3 separate regions of the Homo sapiens genome follow, and all the other regions are linked to region 1. The links are chromatin loops, found by intact Hi-C in ENCODE. Cell type or tissue: CD14-positive monocyte. All regions are shown on one strand. Each heading gives the region's core, and the rest is flanking DNA. Links, peaks and the distances in the headings are about the cores only.

Region 1 (6,816 bases), core at 1,137-6,136:
TTAAATATTCTCTTCTTTCCACCTGATTCATAATGCCTGCTCTGTCAAATATCAAGTTGCCATATATACATGGATCTGTTCCTTGCTTCTTGATTCTGTTGCCTTTGCCAGTTTTCCACTCCAGGATTGCATGATAATTACTATGACTTCGTAGTAAGTCTTGGTTTCTGATAGGGTAAGGCCATCTCCTTTCCCCATAGCCTTGTTCTTCACGTTTGTCTTGGCTATTTGTTTTGATTGTTTGTTGCTGGATAATGAGTTATCTCAAAATAGTAGTTTGAAACAACCACCCAAAGATCAAATATGCAGGTTGATGAATAAAATTTTTGCATACTGTGTCATATGCATCAAGAGCATAGGGAGATGAAGTGAAGGGAGGGCCCACTGTGTGGCCTGAAGAACGACCCGCAGGGAGAAGGCTGCTTACACACTCAGACATGCACAGTGGGCCTGAAGCCTCCTGGGACTCCAGAGATCAAGGGCCAGCTCTCCCTCTCCAATCTGTCCTGGTCCTCCTCACATACCCCTCCTGTGGGGCCTGAGGTTGCCATGGATGCCCCGGTACTGAGATAAGGAAAAGGTGTACATTCCCGAGGTCATAGCTTTGGAAAGGTGCCTTCAGGCCTTTGGTGGTAGCAGGGGTAGCCCTTTCCCTGGGGCAGGGTGGGGAGGAGGAACCCACATCCTCCTGTCTGGGGCCGCTGGTTAATTAGGAATCTTGCCCCTTGAACTCCCCAGCTGAGTCAGCTGCACCCCTGCTCTCCCCTCTTGCCTCCTGGAGGCTTGTGTCAGGAAAGGTCATGCTTCCCCCATCCTCTCCATCCTCCTCTGGCACCTTCAGCATTCCTCTAGCTGTAGCCGTGACTGCTTTATATCGTCATTGTTTTTCCATGCATCTCCCCAAACACAAACACACACACACACACACACACACACACACACACACACACACACACACACAATCTTTAAGGGAACAGGGACCCAGAAGCATAGTGGTTAAAACTTCGGAGTCTAGAATTCATCATTTACTAGCTGTGTGAATTCAGGAAATTACTTAACCTCTCTATGCCACAATATCTAAATATGTAAAATACCTTACAGGGATGTTCGAGCCATTAATCCATGAAAAGGAATCTGGCACATAATAAGCACTCCATAAATGTCGGCTTGCTAGAATTAATCTCTGTATCCTCAACCCTGAGCACAGTACCTGACAGTCAGTAGCCACCCCTAAATGCTTGTGTAATTTATACAGATCAGTCAAAACTGTTAGAGTTGGCCGGGGTGGTGGCTCACCCCTGTAATCCCAGCACTTTGAGAGGCTGAGGCGGGAGGATCACATGAAGCCAGGAGTTCGAGACCAGCCTGGCCAAAATGGTGAAACCCCATCTCTACTAAAAATACAAAAATTAGCCAGGATTGGCACGCACTTGTAGTACCAGCTACTCAGGAGGCTGAGGCAGGAGAATGGCTTGAACCTGGGAGGCGGAGGTTACAGGGAGCCAAGATCATGCCACTGCACTCCAGCCTGGGTGACAGAATGACTCTGTTTCAAAAAATAAGAAGTAACGTTGGAGCTCTAGGTCTAGGTAAATCCCCCGGGTTTTGACAGTTCATGAGGGTGGCTCCTGGTGCTGCAGCCAGACCAATGCAAACAGGAAATCCAAGTCAGGGATCATTTGTTGGAGATGGGCTCTCCCAGTGGTATGTAGTCTAAAATATACAACAAACACGGAGGCACTGTCAAGAGCCTATAACTGTGAAGGACCAGAGGTCAAATGAGGCCACAGTTCAACACCAGTGACCTTCTCAAAACAGGGCTAGCTCAGGTGGAAAAGCATGGTGCAGCAATTGCCTAGCCTTCAGCAGTCAGATCCAGCTTGCAGGAGGAGACTAAGCCAGGCAGGGCAGGATTAGAAACTCAGGAGCCAGGGTGACACCCAGAACACCCCATTCCCTCCTTGTTCCCCATCTCCCTTAGCCTGAGTGTCTGGCCCTACAGGTTTGTGTCCCCATGGAGCCAAAGGCTGAGGACAGAACCACATCCTTGACACTGGGACCCTAGAAGGTGGATGATGGCAGCACAGATGTCACAGTCATAAGTAATAGGAGCTTACCTACCTTTCTCCCAGAGGAAGACCTCATCCTCACAACCTGGCCCTCCAGGCCTCAAACCTCCCACCCTTCTTCTCTCCATCCTCCTCTCTTTCTGGCCATGATGTAGCCTGACTTCAGTCTCGTCCTGTGGACAAGGCTGATGTCTCACTCTGACTGAGGACAAGCCAAGTCCTATTTAACAAAAGCTTTCACAAGCCAGCTGCCTAAGGAGGAGTTGGTGAGCTTCCTGCCCTTTGACAGATGGAGGCAGAGACTTCATGACTCCTTACTGAAGTTTGTAGAGAGGGTTTTGGCGTCCCACTGGAAGCTAGAATCAGGGACCTTTAAGGTCACCATTGGGAATCTGCAACTCCAAGCAATCTTCCCCATGATGTAGCAGGATACCACTTCTGGTCACTTGGCCTGAAGTTCCCAGAGTTCAAAGTCACTTCTTGGGGACACACAATAAAAGAGGGACCCCTGTCTCCAGAAGGGCCCTTTGGAAAATATGTGGGCCAAGCAGGAGGCAGCCCCCAGCCCACTCTGTTTGACTGAGATGCAGCTAGCAGACTGGATAATGATTCTGTGCAAGGCAGAGGTGCCCAAATCAGTTCTGATGGAGCTGTGTGGATGGCCATAGGGAAGGAAGGTCCTCACCACACCCTGCCTGGCAAAGACAGGGCGAGAGCTAGGGCCAGGGAGACTCCTGAGCAGTAGGCACTACCCACATCCTGGCATTCCTTCTGGCAGGGTCATAAGAATCTCATGAGTGGGAGGGGATTTTCAATCAGGAGGACAGGGAAGAGAAGAGGGATCTGGCTTGGGGGTTAGGGGGAGGGCAGAACTCCTCAGCCTGGCTTAGAGGCCCTGAGAGGACAGTTAAGGGAGGGGTCTCTCAAGGACATAGGCACCAATAAAATGCATGCACAATCTGTCAGGATTTCATAGCCCTTTGTCAGAAAGGAAGTGATGGCCACAGAGGGAGGCGAGAATTGGGTTACTCAAAGGCACTGGGTCCCCAGACCCTATCTACCTGGACTCTGTCCTAGCAGATCCTGGGGAACAGGGGTGCAAGTGTCCAGAAATCTCCTCCATGATCTTATCACAGCCCTCAGACTCAAACCTTCTGCCCTCTAGTTGATAAGTACTTGACTTTTCTTTGCTCCTCCTTCCTCATATCCCTTTAAGGAGGAGGTGACCCCTGCTGGTTGGTAGCTGTCTTTGCCACATGGAGGGCATTCATCACTGGTAAAGCAGCTCTATATCAATGTGAGTACTTGATAAGTGCTCACTGTCCAGTAAATTCTGCCTTCAGTTCCCAGGCCAGTAGCACCAGATCACCTCAGAGCTTGTTAAAAATGCATCATCAGGCTCCATGCCAGATGTGTTAAGGCAAAGTGTCTTAGGTGAGGCCCAGGAAACTGTTTTAACAAGCTCTTCAAGTGGTTTTATGCACACTCAAGTTTGAGTAGCACCGAGCTAAAAGAGCACTTGGTAGGGATGTTATTTGTAGAGTTGATTCCAATGTTACACAGAGGGTTGATCAAGATGACTTTAGATCATTTGAATTCTGCAGTTCTGTGATTCCAAGAGTCTCAGATCTTTAGACAAGACAGACTTACCCAAGGGAAACTGCCTAGTCTCTCGCACCTGCTAGGAGAGCATCCTAGGGGAGCCATGTTGTCTGCCATGTGACACCCTTCCCCACAGCTGACTGGACAAATGGTAGCCAATCCACAAGCTGGTTCATGACCTATGAGACATGAAAAGCTGCCTTCCACAGGGGTGAAGGGCAAAGCTGGGTTAGCCAACTTCTCTTTTTCTCTAGGAGATTTGAATTGGGAAACAGAGAGAAAGGAAACACGTAGCTAAGCCATGCATGAGGCAGCAGGGGAATGAGTAGTCACCAGTGCGAGGCAAGATTTAGAGTAAATAGGAACTAAGAGTAAGTATAAACCAGGAAATTAAAAAAGACAAGAATAAAGTTGCACAGGAAAGCTGTGGTACTGCTGTCCTAGGGAAGGGTCATTCTTACTCACAGTGGTCTTCTCCTTTTGGACGTCATCATAAACATGGTAAGATTCACCCTCACCTGCAAAGAAGACAGTCAAGGTTAAGCAAGGAATCTCTCCCAACCCAACTCCCATGGAAACATGAGGGAGATATTGGGGTCCTGGCTGGGCAGAAGGGACACTGATGGGAAAGAGGCCAGGGCTGGATCAGTGGCCACATTCTGCCTGGGGAGGTCCCCAGTGCCCAGCAAGAGTGGTGTCCAGGTATACGAAGGAGCAAAACAAACTGGCTGTCTATGATTAATGTGCATAAAATCCGTAAAGTTAATTATCAATTCCAGGTTGCTGAAAATTCCAAATTTAAAATTAGACCTAAGTATAATCTATTTGCTGATGAATTTATATGTAGTACTGTCTTTCCAATTTTTTGAACCAGGAGCTCCAGTGTGATTCACAATTTATCTACCACTTACACAAACACACTCATACACTCTCACACCCAGACACATATTCACACACACTCCTAAAATAAAAGTTTAACAAAAAAAGGGTAAAGCATTATGACATTATGCTCTTCTATTATGTTTTTATAAAAATCCTGTTGTGACCTATTAAATTGATTTTACACTGATTAAAAATAGGTATATAAAATTTTACAACCCACTGCTTTCTTTGGATTTTCATAGCTTGAATAATTAAAACCAATGAAGTCCAATATACCTCTGGCCCACTCCCACGTTTCAGTCTTTTTGTCAACAGAAACATCTTCAGTATAGGGCTATTGAGCACACAGTACCTATGTGTCAAACCAACCAACCAACATAAAACAGCAAGAAAGGAGGTAACATTCATTAAAGGGGACTAATCTGATAAATCTTAGACAAGATGCTACAGATTTCATATGTGATTAATGCTAAAAACTTAAAACTTTGAAGATTAAAAAGTCCTGGAAGTGCTTTTAGGAAGACGACATTTTTAAATGATAAAAACAATTAAAAAACAATACCATGAACCAGGAACATCTTTACATAGATTTGTTTTAAAAGTCTTAACCTAAAAGTTGGCAAAAAATACATGATCCAAAATGGATACTAGCACACCTAGTTGTAGACAAATTGGCACTGAGTTGAATTGGCTTTGGGTGAGCTGACCTGGAGCCTTAGAAGATGATGAGTCCACCGCCCTCAGGGCTGCCCAGGCTGTTGCTCTGGCAGAAGGAAGGGAAGCCATTTGGGGCTCCCAGGGGATCTTGGCCACTTTACTTCTCAGGCCTCAGTTTCCTAGTTGGTAAAATGAGCATAAGAATCCTTGTCCTCGATGAGTTCATGTCCTTGTAGGGACATGGATGAAGCTGGAAACCATCATTCTGAGCAAACTATCACAAGGACAGAAAACCAAATACCGCATGTTCTCACTTATAGGTGGGAATTGAACAATGAGAACACTTGGACACAGGGTGGGGAACATCACACACGGGGGCCTGCCGTGGGGTAGGGAGAAGGGGGAGGGATAGCATTAGGACATATACCTAATGTAAATGACGAGTTAATGGGTGCAGCACAGCAACATGGCACATGTATACATATGTAACAAACCTGCACGTTGTGCACATGTGTCCTAGAACTTAAAGTACAATAATAAAAAATAAAAAAAATAAAAAAACAATCCTTGTCCTCACGGCTCTCAGGCTGCCCTAGAAATCGCTAAGCACTTGGCTGTCTGCTCAGAGCCAGTGACCAGGACTCACTTTCCTAGCTCTTCCTCGGGCTTTCTGGAGGTACCGGTTGATGAGGAGGGCAAGCAGCAGCAGCAGCAGCACAACGGTCACTGCCACACCCAGGATGATGGACTTGACTGGGGGGCTTTGGAATAAGGACCCGCCTGATGAGGAAAGTCAGAGCCCAGACCAACCTCCTGCCCTGAAATTCATCCCTCCTGCCATGCCTGTTGTCACCACAGGCCCTCCCCAGCTTCTAGCCTGTCCTCTGAGGTCTCCTTCGGCTCAGCTGACCAGTAGGCAGCCATGTGATCAGGGGCTCTTCCCCACAAACCATGTTGTCTAGGGTAAGCCATTCCACCTCAGGGTCGGTTTCTTTCTGTGCAAAACTGCTATCTCAAGTCCTTGCTCTTTCCCTTTTGCAATTGTTATCCCTTGGCTTTCTATCTGGGCCCCTATTGCAGGGTCTCCACCCAGCTCTCCTGGCACCCTTTGCTTCACATTTCTGTCTCAGGTCCTTAAGCTCAACCCTTCTCTAGGAAATGCAGTGAGCTCTCAGAGTATACTGATGTCATTGACAAATAGCTCTCCCAGATAAAAAATACATTTTAATAGGTCCCATTTTAAGTCAAAGGAAGAACACAGAGGTAGACTGTTTTATACCATAGCAGGCTTTTAGGGAAGGTGTCTGGGTTGTCAGATGTCAAAGGGGGAGGACAAGCAGTTCAGGAACATCTCTCAGCTCAGGTGATCAGCACCCCTTGGTTTCTGGTTTAATCTCTTGATGCAAGAAAGTATGGTTTGCAAGAGCCCAGCATTCATCATCTGGAGTGATGGTGGATGGAGAGAAGGGAGGGGAGGACAGAGGCAGGAAGACACTGTCAGTGCCCGTGGCTGGGGCCTGGAAACCATCAGGCAGAGGTAGAAAACAAAGCAGGCCACAGGTTGTGGTAACTACACAGTGTGCCCTTTCCCTAGACCCACAGTACT
Region 2 (6,816 bases), core at 1,068-6,067, 120 kb after region 1:
TTTCACTCACTCTGTCTCCTGTTGCCATGCGAAGACGTGCTTGTTTCTTCTTCACCCTTCTGCTACGATTTTAAGTTTCCGGAGGGCTCCCCAGCCATGCCTCCTGTTCAGCCTGCAGAACCAGAGCCAATTACACCTCTTTTTTCCATAAATTACCCAGTCTCCAGTATGTCTTTATAGCAATGTGACAATGAACTAATACAGATGGATTTGGTTATCTCTTCCTCTGGATAGGATGGTTCCTCTCAATCCTTCCTCTTTCTGCCATGGGATGATTCAGAAAGAAGGCCATGATCAGATGTGCCCCCTTAGTCTTGGACTTTTCACCCCCAAAACTATCAGCCAAATAAATTTCTTACCTTTATAAATTTTAAAAAGATTGTTAAAAGAAATTTTTTAAATAACTGAATAAATGGAAAAACACTCCTTGTTCATGGATTATAAGACTTAATATTGCTTAAATGGCAATATTCCCTAACTTGATCTACAGAGTAAATGCATTTCCTATCAAAATTCACTTAGTGTAGAGATTGACAACATGCACTGGCATTAATATAAAAATATAAATCAATGGAATAGAATTTATGGTCTAGAAATAAACCTATACATTTATGGTCAACTAATTTTTGATAGGGGTAACAAGTTAATTCAATGGGGAAAGGATAGTCTTTCAACAGTTGGTTTAGGACAACTACATGTGAACATGCAAAAGAGTAAACTTAGACACCTACTTCACAACATATATAAAATTAACTCAAAGTAGATCAAAGATCTAAATGTAAAAGCTAAAACTATAAAACTCTAGGACAAAAAATACAGGAGTAAATCTTTGTAACCTTGCATTAAGCAACAGTTTCTTAGATATGACACCTAAAGCAACCAAAGAAAGAAAAAGATAAATTGGACTTAATCAAAATTAAAAACTTTTGTGCTGCAAAATTTTACCATCATGAGAGTAAAAGGACAACGCAGAGAATAAAAGAAAATATTTATAAGTCGTATATCTGATAAAGGTCTGGTATCCAAAATATGAAAAAACTCTAACAAACCAACAATAAAAAGACAAATAACCTCATTTGAAAATGGGTTTCCCAAAGAAGTATACAAGTGACCAATAACCATCGTTCTTGAGTCATTCCTATTCAATGAATGTTTAAGGTAAATGTTTAATAACCAGCTCTTTAAAAGATTTCCTGATTTGTAGTGACTGCCAATTTCTGTGGTGTAAATACTCTCACATGGTTGATTTCAAGCTAGCAACATGGCATCACTGGATGTGGAGTTGGAAAGAGAGGCTTGCAAACAATTTTTGTGAGCCAGTGCAAGCTGGCTCCAGCACTTCACTTCTTATAATAATTTTAAATTTCATTTTGGTTATATAAACTCTTCCTGATGCCCATGTTTGTTGATTTTTAATTCAGGAGCATTCATGCTCTATTAGCTAACTAATCTTACTTGTTTTTTGTGACTAGTCCTTACTTCATAGTAGCATTTTGCCACTGAAAGATAGTGAAGTTGGCTCTGCAAGTCCAGATTATGAACTGAGTGGGGAAGAGTGAGCAGTGTACTTTGTAAGCCTTTCATGTCACTTCAGGTCTTTCATGTCACTTCAGGTCCACCTGAAGTGATGACTTAATGCATGTTAATAAGCAGGAATCGCCACTGAACAAACTCATTTTGCATTCACTATTCACAGCAATAGAAATTCTCGTAATGTAAGTGGAATATAACATAAATTTATAAGTGGACTTTCAAAATTGTTGGTTATTAACTTTGACACAACTGCAAATTGGTATTCAAGTTAATGGCAAAGACCAAACCAAACAAAACAAAAAATAGCATATACAATCTTCAAGTGCACTTTCAGTTGTATCCAATTCAACTTTAACTTTACTCTGTCATTTTCTATTGTATCTTGATATGAAAGCATATTAGTTAGATTTCTCCCTTTCATGAGCTTTTTTCTTGCTTGTCAAAAGCATTTTAAAAAATTTTCAAACAGTATATCATATATTACCTTGCCATCCTATATTTTGATTATACTTCTGTTGAAAATATGGTAACTTTAGGGCTGTTCACAAATCTTCAGCCACTTCTCATTCCTGCCCATTTCTTTGCACTGCCTTGCACCCTTTGCAGGTAGGTATGGCCTTGGGATTTGCTTTGGCCAGTGAATTCTGAGCAGAAATACATATCGCTTAGTGCGAGGCTTTAAGAAACATCACAGAATGCCCTGTGTTTCCTTTCTCTCTATGGTGGTTTTCGAAGTTTCTATCAGTGGGATCCCAAAGTGTCTTTGATGCGCAGAGCTTTAGTGGCCCATTTGCATCAGAATTGAGGTATAAGTGAGAAGTAAATTTTCGTTGGCCTAGCCATTGAGATAGGGTGAAGAGTGAGGGGGAAGGTTATTCTTGCAGCACAATCTAGCCCCGTCTAACAAGTACAATAATTAAATCTTGTTCAAATGTTTGATAAGATAATGCCCACAATAGATTTGTTTCATAGGTATGAATAAATTCATAGGTATGAAACTCACAGGAATGATATGAGAACTATGCATATTCTTTTTCATTCTTAGCCCAAATATCTTGGCATTTATTTTACATTGTATTTATCCAGAGTATTCTCCCTGTTAGTATTACCTAACAACATACCAGTAAACTGAAAAAAAAAAATTCTGTTCTAGCCTCAGGGAGAGATTAGGGAGGGTACCTAATAACTTTAGAGAGAATTCCATGTGATAAATGAAAGGGAGAGTATAGACAAGATTACAGCCAGTATAGCTGGGATTACAGCCATGTACCACCACGCCCAGCTAATTTTTGTATTTTTAGTAGAGACGGGGTTTCGCCATGTTGGCCAGGATGTTCTCCAACTCCTGACCTCATGTGATCCGCCCACCTCGGCCTCCCAAAGTGCTGATTACAGGCCTGAGCCACCACACCCAGCCAACAAGACCCAATTATACAGACATCAGCTACTTACACAATAATCAGTTCAATCATGGTACTTTTAAATTATGAAAGAATTCTATCATAAACCCTTAGCCATTTAAGTTTTGTAGGGGGAAAATGCCATTCATTCAACAGTAAGTGCACTATTACAAAAAAAAAAAAAAAAGAAAGCAAAGTTGCTTTTTTTTTTCGAGACAGAGTCTCACTCCGTCACCCAGGCTGGAGTGAGGTGGCAAGGTCTCGGCTCGCTGCAACCTCCGCCTTTTTGGCTCAAGCGATTCTCGTGCCTCAGCCTCCTGTGAGTAGCTGGGATTACAGGCGCTCCCCACCACACCCGGCTAATTTTTTGTGTGTTTTTAGTAGAGACGGGGTTTCACCACGTTGGCCAGGCTGGTCTTGAACTCCTGACCTCAAGCATTCCGCCCACCTCGGCATTCCAAAGTGCTGGGATTACAGGTGTGAGTCACCACGCCCGGCCTACACAAGGTTACTTTTTAAAGACAAAGGTAAACAAAAAATTAGTTTTAAAATTTCCAAAGTCAGATTTTTTTTTTTTTTTTTTTTTGTCCTAAAACAAAACCAACCAGCAAAACGCTCAGGTCGCAACCGTTTATAAATCCAAAGTCACCACCAGAGGGAGCAACTCACCTGGTTTATCTCTGATTTCGCTCCTGTAATTTCCTAAGGCCTGATTACCTGGGAGGAGATCTGCGGGGACAGTAGTTTTTAGACACCTTATGCTCAGATCTCAATATTCAAAAATTTTATCCTTGGAATACCTTCCACACTAAAATAATTTGTGCCTAAAATAATTTCCTTTTTTTCTTTCTTAAATAGCAGCTGGAGTTTGCAAAGAGCTCTTCCCACAGAAACCCAAGGTTGCCTTCCTGCCTACCCGAATCTTGGTGGACATACAGGGTTTATGATCTAGGGAAGCCCCAAGGATGTGAGATTCCTCTGTAAATGGGTCATAGGACTTGTTCTGATTCCGTTAGAATTAGCAGGCTGGTATAACAGAAAACTGCAGTAAAAGTGGTTTAAGCAAAAGAGTAGTTTGTTACCTCTCACTTAAAAGTTCAGTGATAGGCTCCTCAGGGCTGGCATTGAAGCATCAGGGACTTTGGCTCCTTCTGTCTGTCCCACCGTCTCAGTTCATGACTTCCAAAATGACTGCTGGAGCTCCAGTCATCACATTTGCTTTCCAGCAGCAAGAAAGTTTTCTCCTCACCACATCCTTAGCTTCAATGGGTCTTCACCTCCTCTCTGGGGGTGACAGGGCTTGTTATCCCTACCTTAGTGGTTTGATGCTTTTGTTTAATAGAGGATAAGAGTCTATTTTTCCACTCTCTTTCTCCATGTTTTCACCACTGAGGGACCATCTCTCATTGCTCAATCCACCTTCAGTCTTTCTCATAAGCACCTGGTGGAGGTCCCCGGGAAAGAGATTAAAAGTGACTGTGATCATTCCTTTTGTGTCCTGGGATCCCAGAAGTACTATACGGTCATGCTGGCCTGCACCTGACCTTTAACAATTTGTTAAAGTCTTAGCTGAATTGTTCTTGACACTTGTTTGGTATTCCATAGCTCTTCCTCCTTTCTGTGAGACAGGTGAGCTGGTGCTCATATCCCAACTCTCTTTGGAGTGGCCTTGGATTCTAGATGATTTGGGTGCCTTGCAACTGCAGCTCTCTAATAGGGTCAGGAAAAGTTATGGCTTTGCAGTTTACCTGGCTTTGTCTTCTTGTGCGAATGGGAGCTGCACTCATTTGAGCTTCCTACATCTGGTACATAAACTGAACTTCAGAGGCCGTATGTGATGATGTAGTGGCTGAGAATTTTCCGGAGGTTTGAAAAGTCATTAAACCACAAATACAGATCATCATAAACCAAGCAATATAAGCAAAAAACAAAAATCCTCATCGTGGCATATTGTAGAGAAATTGTAGAATACAAAGCAAAGAGGAAGCAGCCAATCATTTATGAAGAAATTTAAATAGCAGACTTGTCAACTGAAACAACACAAGCCAGAAGGTGGTGAAATCATATCACCAAAATGCTTAGGAAAAATCACTGTTAAACTAAAATTGTGTACCTGACAAAACTCTGAATAGTGAGAGTTGTATTAGGGTTAGGTTCATCTATAAAGAACAGAAAAACTCCAAATAACAGGGCTTAAAACTGCTTCAAGTAAAAATCCAGAGGTGTGTTGTCTAAGAACGAATGGGGTCCATGCTCCATGAAGTTCTCAGGGCCTCAGGTTTCCTCCAGCTCAAGATGTGGTTCTTTTTTTTTTTTTTTCCAGCTTTTCCAGTTTTATTTAAACACAAAACATGAACTGTGTACTCATTGTCTTCGCTGCACAGCTTGGCATTGGGGTTGGTGACTCTGATGGCCAGCTGAGCAGCTCTTTCCACAATGGCTTTGTGGTCCTTGGAGGAAACATTGTGAGCGATCTCAGCACAGTAAGATTTGCTGCGCATCAGCAGTACTTCCAGCTCCTTGACGTTGTGGACCAGGAAATTCCAGAAGCCACTTGGCAGCATGTGCTTTGTTTTTTTGTTGCCCCATAACCAACGTTGGGCATCAAGATCTGGCCCTTGAACCTTCTACGAACCCTGTTGTCAGTACCTCCGGGTTTCCGCCAGTTAGGCTTAATTTGACGTATGGGTCAGACTGGTGCCATATGAACTTCTTGGTTCGCTTTTTGATGATCTTGGGCTTCACAAGGGGCCTGAGGGCAGCCGTGATGCCGAGGAAGAGATGGCTGCCACCTCCATAGGCAGCACCGAGGAAGAGAGAGGGGCAAGATGTGGTTCTTCTACCACCAAGGCAATGTTCACAATTTAAATACGTCTTTTCTTTTAGGAAAAACAGTGGTCCTAGAAGATGAAAGTAATTTTTTTCTGGTAAAATAAAAATTTGGCCTATGTCAGCAATGTGACATGTTTCATGAAATGCTATTCATCTGAAGAATCCACGTGTCTGGAAGCCATGCCTCAAGTCTAGAATGACCAAGGCTTAAATTTACATCCAGTGGTGGTGGGAGTGGGACCAGGGCCTCTTCTCTCTTTTTCCTTTAGACTGTAGGACATCTGAAAGAATATCAAAGCAGTTGTCTACTAGTCTTCCCAGGCTTGGAGACACTGCTTCAGTCACCATCAGTTACTTCTATCATTCCAAAGTGTGCACTAAGAATTCCCCTCTATATGCTCCTAATTGTTTTGCTCCATATTTCACAGCTGCCCAAGCAAGTCATGCTCAGAGACCATTTGATTTCAGGAGCTTCTACTGCTCCCGGGACTGAGGACTGACTGCCCAGGGCTTTCCAGAGCCCCCACCACCAAGTCCATTCTGAGTTAAGGGTTAGGAATACTCTGAGCCATTGTTGTGATTGGTCTTCTCAGAGAGATCTCTGGACTGTCACCAGGCACCCTGAGGACACAGGAGAGAGTGACCAGAGTATTGATCACTGGTCATAGGAAGACGGATTTCCTCTTATTGTCCTTGTTCATGGACCCCTGGGCTGAAAGAAAGGAACAGAGACAGAGCAGGAAAGAGGAAGATCAGGAAGCAGGAACAGAGTCAGAGGAAAATTGCAGGCTTGATGGGAAGGGGCAGGCTTGGGGGGCTCTAGAGTTATTGATTTTTCAGCTTGATCAACTTTTACTTGTTAGGATGGAGTGACAATTTTCAAGCTCCTTACTTGCCAGACTGGGAGCTGGAAATCCTATTGTTTTTTACATGCATTTAACTTTAATCAAGTTACCATAACACCTCACTGACTCCAAAATAAGTTTCTATCTCAGCATGGCATTCTTTCTCCACGGACTGACCCACCCACCACTCAACCTTATCACTTCTT
Region 3 (6,816 bases), core at 653-5,652, 100 kb after region 1:
TGAGACTGCTGTAGCCATTAATGGAAATGCTTCTTGCTGGGATTCACAGGTCAATGAGATGTGAAACTTTATTATGTGAAACTTTCTACCACGTAGGAATAGGCTGCCCGAGAATGGCTAAACAGGCAGAAAGTGAGTGGGAGGAAGGAAGAGGGGGATAGTGGAGGGGAGAGAAAGAAAGAGAGAAAAAAACCCACGTTATCTGAGTCATGGACTCAGCTGTGCTCCAAAGGAGCACCCCTTGTACTTCCCAGTTACCTGAGCCAAGAAATGCCCCCTCCTATTTTTGATGTCACGGAGTCACAGCAGTGGTTCTCCACTGGGGAGCAATTTTTGCTCCCCGCCACAACTCTCCCTGAAACACTGGACAATATCTAGACATTTTTGGTTGTTATAACCAGGGAGAGGGGTGGATGCTACTAACATCTAATGGATACCAGGCTAAGCAATCTACAGTGCACAGGACAGCCCCCACAACAAAGAATCATCCCACCCCAAATGTCAATAGTGCCATGTTTGAGAACCCCTGGGTTACAGTGACAATAGTTTCCATCACATTCTTGGAGTCCGAACTGGGTTAACCATCTAGAATTGGGGATGCTCATCTGGCCTTGTCCAAGGGAGCCTTGCTGATGGGAGGCCAAGCAGAGCGGAAGTGAGAAGACCAAGGTCCGTGTTTTCAGCTGGACACACAGGGCTCTCTAAGTTTGCTGAGAGACTGTAGCTTACCCACTCAGGCCTGGGGTACCTTCCCCCATGGAGCACCAAATAACAGGCTAGACAGTGCTGCTGGGTCTACTGTGTGGGTCACGGTAACACTAGTACTGCTGTTATTAATACCACACACTTAGGTCCTTGCAGGCCTGGTGAAAAATGACAAGTGCTTACCCTTTCATGGAGCCCCCTGGCATGCCCACCCCAGGATAGGCCAACAGATCTGCCTGACCTTAGGAAGACTCAACTCAGGGACTCACAAGGAGTTTAAAGGTGAAATCAGTCTTGAAAGCCAGTTCTTCTGGGAGCAGACTCCAGTTTCTAGGGAAACCTCGGAAACAGACCTCTTGGGCAACTCCCACACACTCCAGTCAGGAATGTGCCTCCAAGAGACTGTTGACCAGAGGCTGAGTGTTGTCTGAAACCAAGCCTGGTTCCCTCATTTGTTCACTCACTCATCAGACTGGCTGGGAGACTTCTCTATCATAGGCACTGTGCTGGGCTCTTTGGAAGACACACAGACTCCATCCTCAAGTTGCCACCACTGAAGCCCTAACCTCTGAAGTTAATGTTACAGATAAATCTCTTTTATTTGCCAGCTCCCCAGGGAAGGTGGGAGTTACAGGTGACTGAGTTTGCAAACTTGCCTGTCTCTCACAGAAGGAAGGAGACAATAAGAAATGAAGGCTGCTGAGCTGTCTGTGCACAATTGCAAGAAGGGAATTCCTTTGAATATGTTAATTAAAAGGGTAGCAAATACTACCTATTAAGTATTATGTGCTAAGGGTTTTTAAAGACTATCTTATTTAATCTTTATAAAGTAAAAAGTTGACACCATTATTCTCCCCATTTTATAGATAAGGAAACTGAGGCACAGACAGATTAAGTGATTTGCCCAAAGTCTCACCATAGTTAAGTACTAGAGCCAGGATTCAAACCCAAGGACTCTGGTTCCACCTAAAGCACTGAGCTACATGGTCCAACACAGTCTGATAGGGATTAGAGAAGTCCTGGCCCAAGTGTGAATAAGTATCCAGTTGCAAGGAGCATTGAGGTTAACCCCTAACCTATCCCCACAGGGCACAATGAAATATATACCACTGGTTTTCTCTCACACAGGTACATAACCTTCAGCCCTCTGCCATCTCCCAGTTCTCCTTCAGAAAAACATGAATCAAACACAAGGAAATGCACTTGTCCATGAGGAGCTAACTCCCTTCTGCCCATCTAGATTATCACCCCAGCTCCAAGAAGACCCAGAGCAATGTCTGAGCACAGGCTCTTCAAGGCAGTTGTCCATGACTTTGCTCAAAGTAGAGAGCCCAGGAGGATACCTCTCCCTGATTTTTCATGCCTTCCCAAGGCAAGCCTCGCTTTTAACTCATATTGACACTTTCCTCCTGTTATTCATAAGGATTAGGAGGAGGAGTGAATAAAGCCCGCATGCTTCTGGTTTGGGTGCAGATGTGAGCTGTGCGGATCGTAAGAGGAGACACAAGAAAGAGCTGGGGCATGCGCCGGCTCTGCTGAGCCTCAGCAACTGTGCCCTCCAACCCCAGCGTGCCATGGAGAGCTGGGATGATCACCTCCACCAAAATGAGCACCAGCCTCTTCTGGTCACGTCTGTGTCCTCAGCAGTAGTATATTTGCTGTCCCATAGTAGACCCCTGGGAAATATTTGTTAAATCAATTCTGTCTTTTGGGTTTAACAGATTGTCAACATCAAACACATCATGATGGAATATAAGAAAAAAATTTCAACATCAAATAAACTTATTGTAGATCATGCCATGATGAGATCTACTCTATCATTATTCCCATACTAGGCTTTGCATGTCTCTAACAACATCGACATGCACAGACATCTTTTTTCCCTGACTCTCTCCTTCTTTTACTTTTGTGTGCAGACACTGCATGTTCTCCCAATTCTGGGTAGAGCAGCACGGTCTGCCATAACTACTGGTTGGCTCTATCTTGGATGGCCCTGTGCTCTGAAGCTTCAACAGAAAAGGGCTCCCCGAGATCCTGGACCAAACGCCTCCCCTGCTCAGTCCTCTTCCTTGTCTTACCTGAGACAAAGAGCATCCACAGCAGCCCCCAGAGCCTGGTCTTCCTCATCCTTCCTGTGCACCAGCTCCAACTGCTGCTGAGGGCTCCCGGGACAGCTACAAGGCACCACAATGACCTAGAGGCTTCGGAAAGTTGCACAACAGGATATGAGGCCATTCCTGGGAGTCACTGAGTTTGGGTTCTGTTTCATCACCAGTTGCTCTGACTCCTGACATCAACACAATAATACAGAGACCAAGACTCACTTCTCAGTTAAGTTTCTTTGAACTCCAGTTTTCCTTTCTGTGGTAATAATGACAATTACCTTTCAACCTTACAAAATCTAAGGGAGAATGATACTTGAATGTAAATCAAAGTAAGGCATTCATATTAGGAAGGGGAACAGAGGGCCCTTTGCTCTCCAGAGGCCCCCTCTCCATTCACATCCAGTTTAGTGTAGTGAAGAGAGTCAGGCCCACATAGGGAGAGGCTGCGACAATCGTATCTCATCTTCAGGGTTTTTGTGAGAACATGTTGCTTCATCCTGCCCTGCTCAGCCCCGTGGGTTCTCTTGGCTTCTGGTGACCTGGGGTGCACCTCCTCTTCATCACCAGGAGGGCCACACCCTGCATTTGTCCTTCAGCATTGCCACAGACATGGCCTGGGAGCTCACGGGGGTGTAGGGACCCCAGAAACAATTTGAGAGGACACTGCCACCACCCAACAAGAACAGACTTAGATTTAAAAAGGAAACTTGGTTCAAGACGCTGAAGCAAGAAGAAAAAATCCAGCAGGTTTTGTACTAGAAGCAAGAAAAGACAGATTTGACAGTGTGAAAATCAAATCAATAATGGAGAGGATTCACTTCAGAAATATTCCCAAATGTGAAATGAATAAAGACATTTAGAAGAGCTCAGAAATTTAAGGGAGGACAAATCACAGAATTCCAATCTACAAATCAGAGATGTCCTTAAAGCATAAAATGGAATGGTGGATCACAAGCAAGATTAAAAATTTTATCTTAAAAAATATGCTTTCCAGGTCTGAGAAGAAATCTAAAATTGGAGGTTGAGAGTTCAACATGGGCAAGGAAAAAATTCACAAAGTGAGACCTAGAATAGGAAGTTTCCAGGTGAAAATTTTTAAATTTAAATAAAAAGATTCCTACTGCTAAATAAACAAAAAAATAACTTGGTTTCTTCAAAGGAATTGAAATAATCAGGACTCAGATTTCTTCTCTGAGTAACAAATACCATGAGAGAGTGGGATGAGGTATAAAGAACATTATGACCCTAATATTTTACACCCAAATTGATTGCTACTCAAGTATAGGAACAGCTAAAAGGTACTATCATGTCTGTAAATTAAAACAAACAACAACCAAAAAAATTTTCAAGGCTAACTTTAATTTTTTTTATTAAAGCTGTTCAATGCAGCAATTTATAAAATATAGAAAATAATACATAAACTTAAATCATGTTATTACACTTTATAGAGATCATTTGTAGTGGAGATTTTACTATGTTTATTTTTTGTTCTACAAATAATGTCGGAAAACAGGCTTCAAACATGCTTGAACTGAAATCTGCTGGCCCCTCCTTTTGCTGTACTCAAGCAGTCCCTAAAGAGGAAAAATAGACAGAAAGCTCTTGACATTTTCTGACTCAGAGAGGAGCCTACGTGACTTCTGTGGCGATGAGTCAAATTAATAAAGTTTATTTCAGTGAATAAATCCCCTCCTTACAACAAAATTAATATTCCACACTTAAATAATAGCTATTTCACATACTTTCTACATTTTTGTGTCTTCATATACTTTGTGTGGAGGATTAAGCTCCTGGAAGATTAAGAGGGAGCTTTGAACTAAACAGTCCAAGAAGAATTTTTAATTAGACTTGAATATCACTGGAGGCTGATTGCTCCTTCACATTTTCCTAACTACGGACAGCACCTGCATTTAAATTAGAATGAAGTAGAATGAGGTCTTTCTCCACTTGTCTGATCTATTTGTGTACTTGAGGTCAACAGTGCAAATAGTCACGTGTCACTTAATGACAGATACATTCTGAGAAATGTGTTGCTAGGTGATTTTGTGTTGCAGGAACATCATGGAGTGCACTTACACGAACTTAACATGGCACAGCCTACTGTACACCTAGGCTGTATGGTATAGCCTATTAATATTAGGAAGGGGAACAGAGGGCCCTTTGCTCTCCGGAGGCCCCCTCTCCATTCACATCCAGTTTAGACAAATACCTTTCAACCTCACAAAATCTAAGGGAGAATGATACTTGAACATAAATCAAAGTAAAGCATATTCCTAGGCTGCAAGCCTGCACAGTATGTTACAGTCCTCAATACTGTAGGCATTTGTAACACAATAGTAAGTATTTGTGTATCTAAACATAGAAGAGGCATAGTAACAATACGGTATTATGACATTATAATCTTATGGGACCTCCACCATATATGCAGTCTGTCATGGACCAAAACTTCCTTGTGCAGCACATGGCAGCATTCTCTAATCCTTACCACTTTATTTTTCTGAGGAGTTTAATGACCCGATCAGTAACTTCTTCAGGCTGAATAGGCAGGACGATATTCCTGCCTAACTATTAGGGTCTCTTTAAATTCTCAAGCTACTGCTCCCAACAAGATATTATTTCTTAAGGCTTCTCATAGAAGAGCACTGTCATTTGTGACCTATGGTTCCTGTTAATTTTACTAAGGCTGGGTCACATGTCCCATTTCCATGCTTGCTCATAGGGTGGCCTCTAGCACTAGGAAGATTTAGTCTTTGGGTACCATGAACCTTTCCATATTTGCCAAACTTCATCTTCAGAGCTATTATGAAATCAATACAGTTTCAACATTGATACAATTAATGAAATAATACCAATATTATTCTGTTTTGTTTTGTCTTCAATAAGTCACTGCCCCAAGTCAGTAGGTCTCGATCTTCACTATGGGGTAAATTAGCAGTTTCTTCCTTAATAAAGATTGGTTAATCTAACCTAGCTAGAATATATGTGTAACATTTTTTAACAATGAGATTGCATATAAAATATCTTCTTTTCTGGCTCAGAGGAGGGGCCCACATGGAACTGGAACACAGATCTCTGAGGATAGTGTGACCCTGGTGCTGATATCTCTGAGGAGGCCCAATGAGACTACTTCTGAGAGTGGGGAAAACTGCAAACTGGAACCAGTCACTGTTGCCCGTGAAAAGCATCACTGAGGCTACTCACAATGAAAGAGAATGAAATAGGAATCAGTGAGCATGTCCTGTCTTCCTCCTCCAGCCTCCCAATCTCCCTCTAATGCCCCTATCGAGAGTCCAGCAGGGAACCAGCCAGCAAAGACAAAGCGAGTTTCAGAATCTCCACTCAAACCAAGGTAAAGAAGTGTTAATCAGAGAGACGATGACTGAATAACCAGCTCACTCACACAGTCAAACAAGAGCACTCCACGTGTCTGAGGCCTCACCTAGCAGTAAAGCAGACAAGTTGAATAGTTAAGAATCACAGTGGCATTTTATGAAGAACTTTCTTAGCATAGCTAGGGGGCATGGCTAATTTCACATGTCCCCAGGCCTTATCTAGAATCAATGCTCCAAAATAAATTGAACAACTTTTAAAAGTCAAAGAAGCAGTTTATGACCTTAAAGCATTTAGGAAACTTAATATCTGACCTGCATAATTTAGACCAAATATTTACATTTTTGAAAATATTTTTATTTTACCAATAATCTTTAAAACTGTTTTTATTTCCCAAAGATTACTTAAGTCATATGAACCAAAAGACATTACACTTTTTAACTTTTTTGACAAAATATTTGATTTAAGCACTTATTTTTAAACCAATTAATCTAGCTATTTTATATTACACACACATAATTCATATAAATACATAGACAGAAGATAGAGGACTTATACCCAAGCCAGGAATCAAACCCTGAACCCAGCCTGCCATTGTGAAAAGAGAACATGGCCACATGGTTACAAGGTCAAGCTCCCAAGGACATACAAGACAGGAAGGAAATCTCATCCAGTT

Evidence for each region. Hi-C counts contacts between places; a loop is a spot of excess contacts. Peaks named below come from ENCODE experiments on the same cell type or tissue, not always from the same donor. Only the 100,000 strongest peaks of a DNase experiment are listed, where the experiment ranks them.
Region 2: it touches region 1 in a loop (2.9-fold over the local background); 21 of 110 quality-filtered maps call a loop at or near these places.
Region 3: it touches region 1 in a loop (4-fold over the local background); 2 of 110 quality-filtered maps call a loop at or near these places.

The regions. Positions count from the first base shown.
Region 1 is chr6:41,178,975-41,185,790 of GRCh38, forward strand. LOC107986595 (a long non-coding RNA gene) reads right to left here. Exons shown (of 3, transcript XR_001744118.2): 2 at 4,137-4,189; 3 at 1,510-1,713. Among named protein-coding and RNA genes, the nearest start is that of TREML2, 19 kb to the right of the region's middle. In CD14-positive monocyte, for the core only: a CTCF peak has its summit at 3,335 (motif pointing left); DNase peaks (open chromatin) are centred at 3,297 and 3,917; H3K4me3 peaks cover 671 bases; H3K27ac peaks cover 3,281 bases.
Region 2 is chr6:41,302,870-41,309,685 of GRCh38, forward strand. It overlaps the pseudogene RPL32P15. Among named protein-coding and RNA genes, the nearest start is that of TREM1, 20 kb to the left of the region's middle. RefSeq lists enhancers at 2,016-2,573, 3,041-4,240. In CD14-positive monocyte, for the core only: CTCF peaks have their summits at 3,634 (motif pointing right) and 3,846; a DNase peak (open chromatin) is centred at 3,572.
Region 3 is chr6:41,283,824-41,290,639 of GRCh38, forward strand. TREM1 (triggering receptor expressed on myeloid cells 1) reads right to left here and starts at 2,859. Exons shown (of 4, transcript NM_018643.5): 1 at 2,784-2,859. The coding sequence starts at 2,832. RefSeq lists a silencer at 4,844-4,933. In CD14-positive monocyte, for the core only: no CTCF peak of the experiment used is centred there; DNase peaks (open chromatin) are centred at 2,938, 3,338, 4,418, 4,828 and 1 weaker place; H3K4me3 peaks cover 3,131 bases; H3K27ac peaks cover 5,000 bases.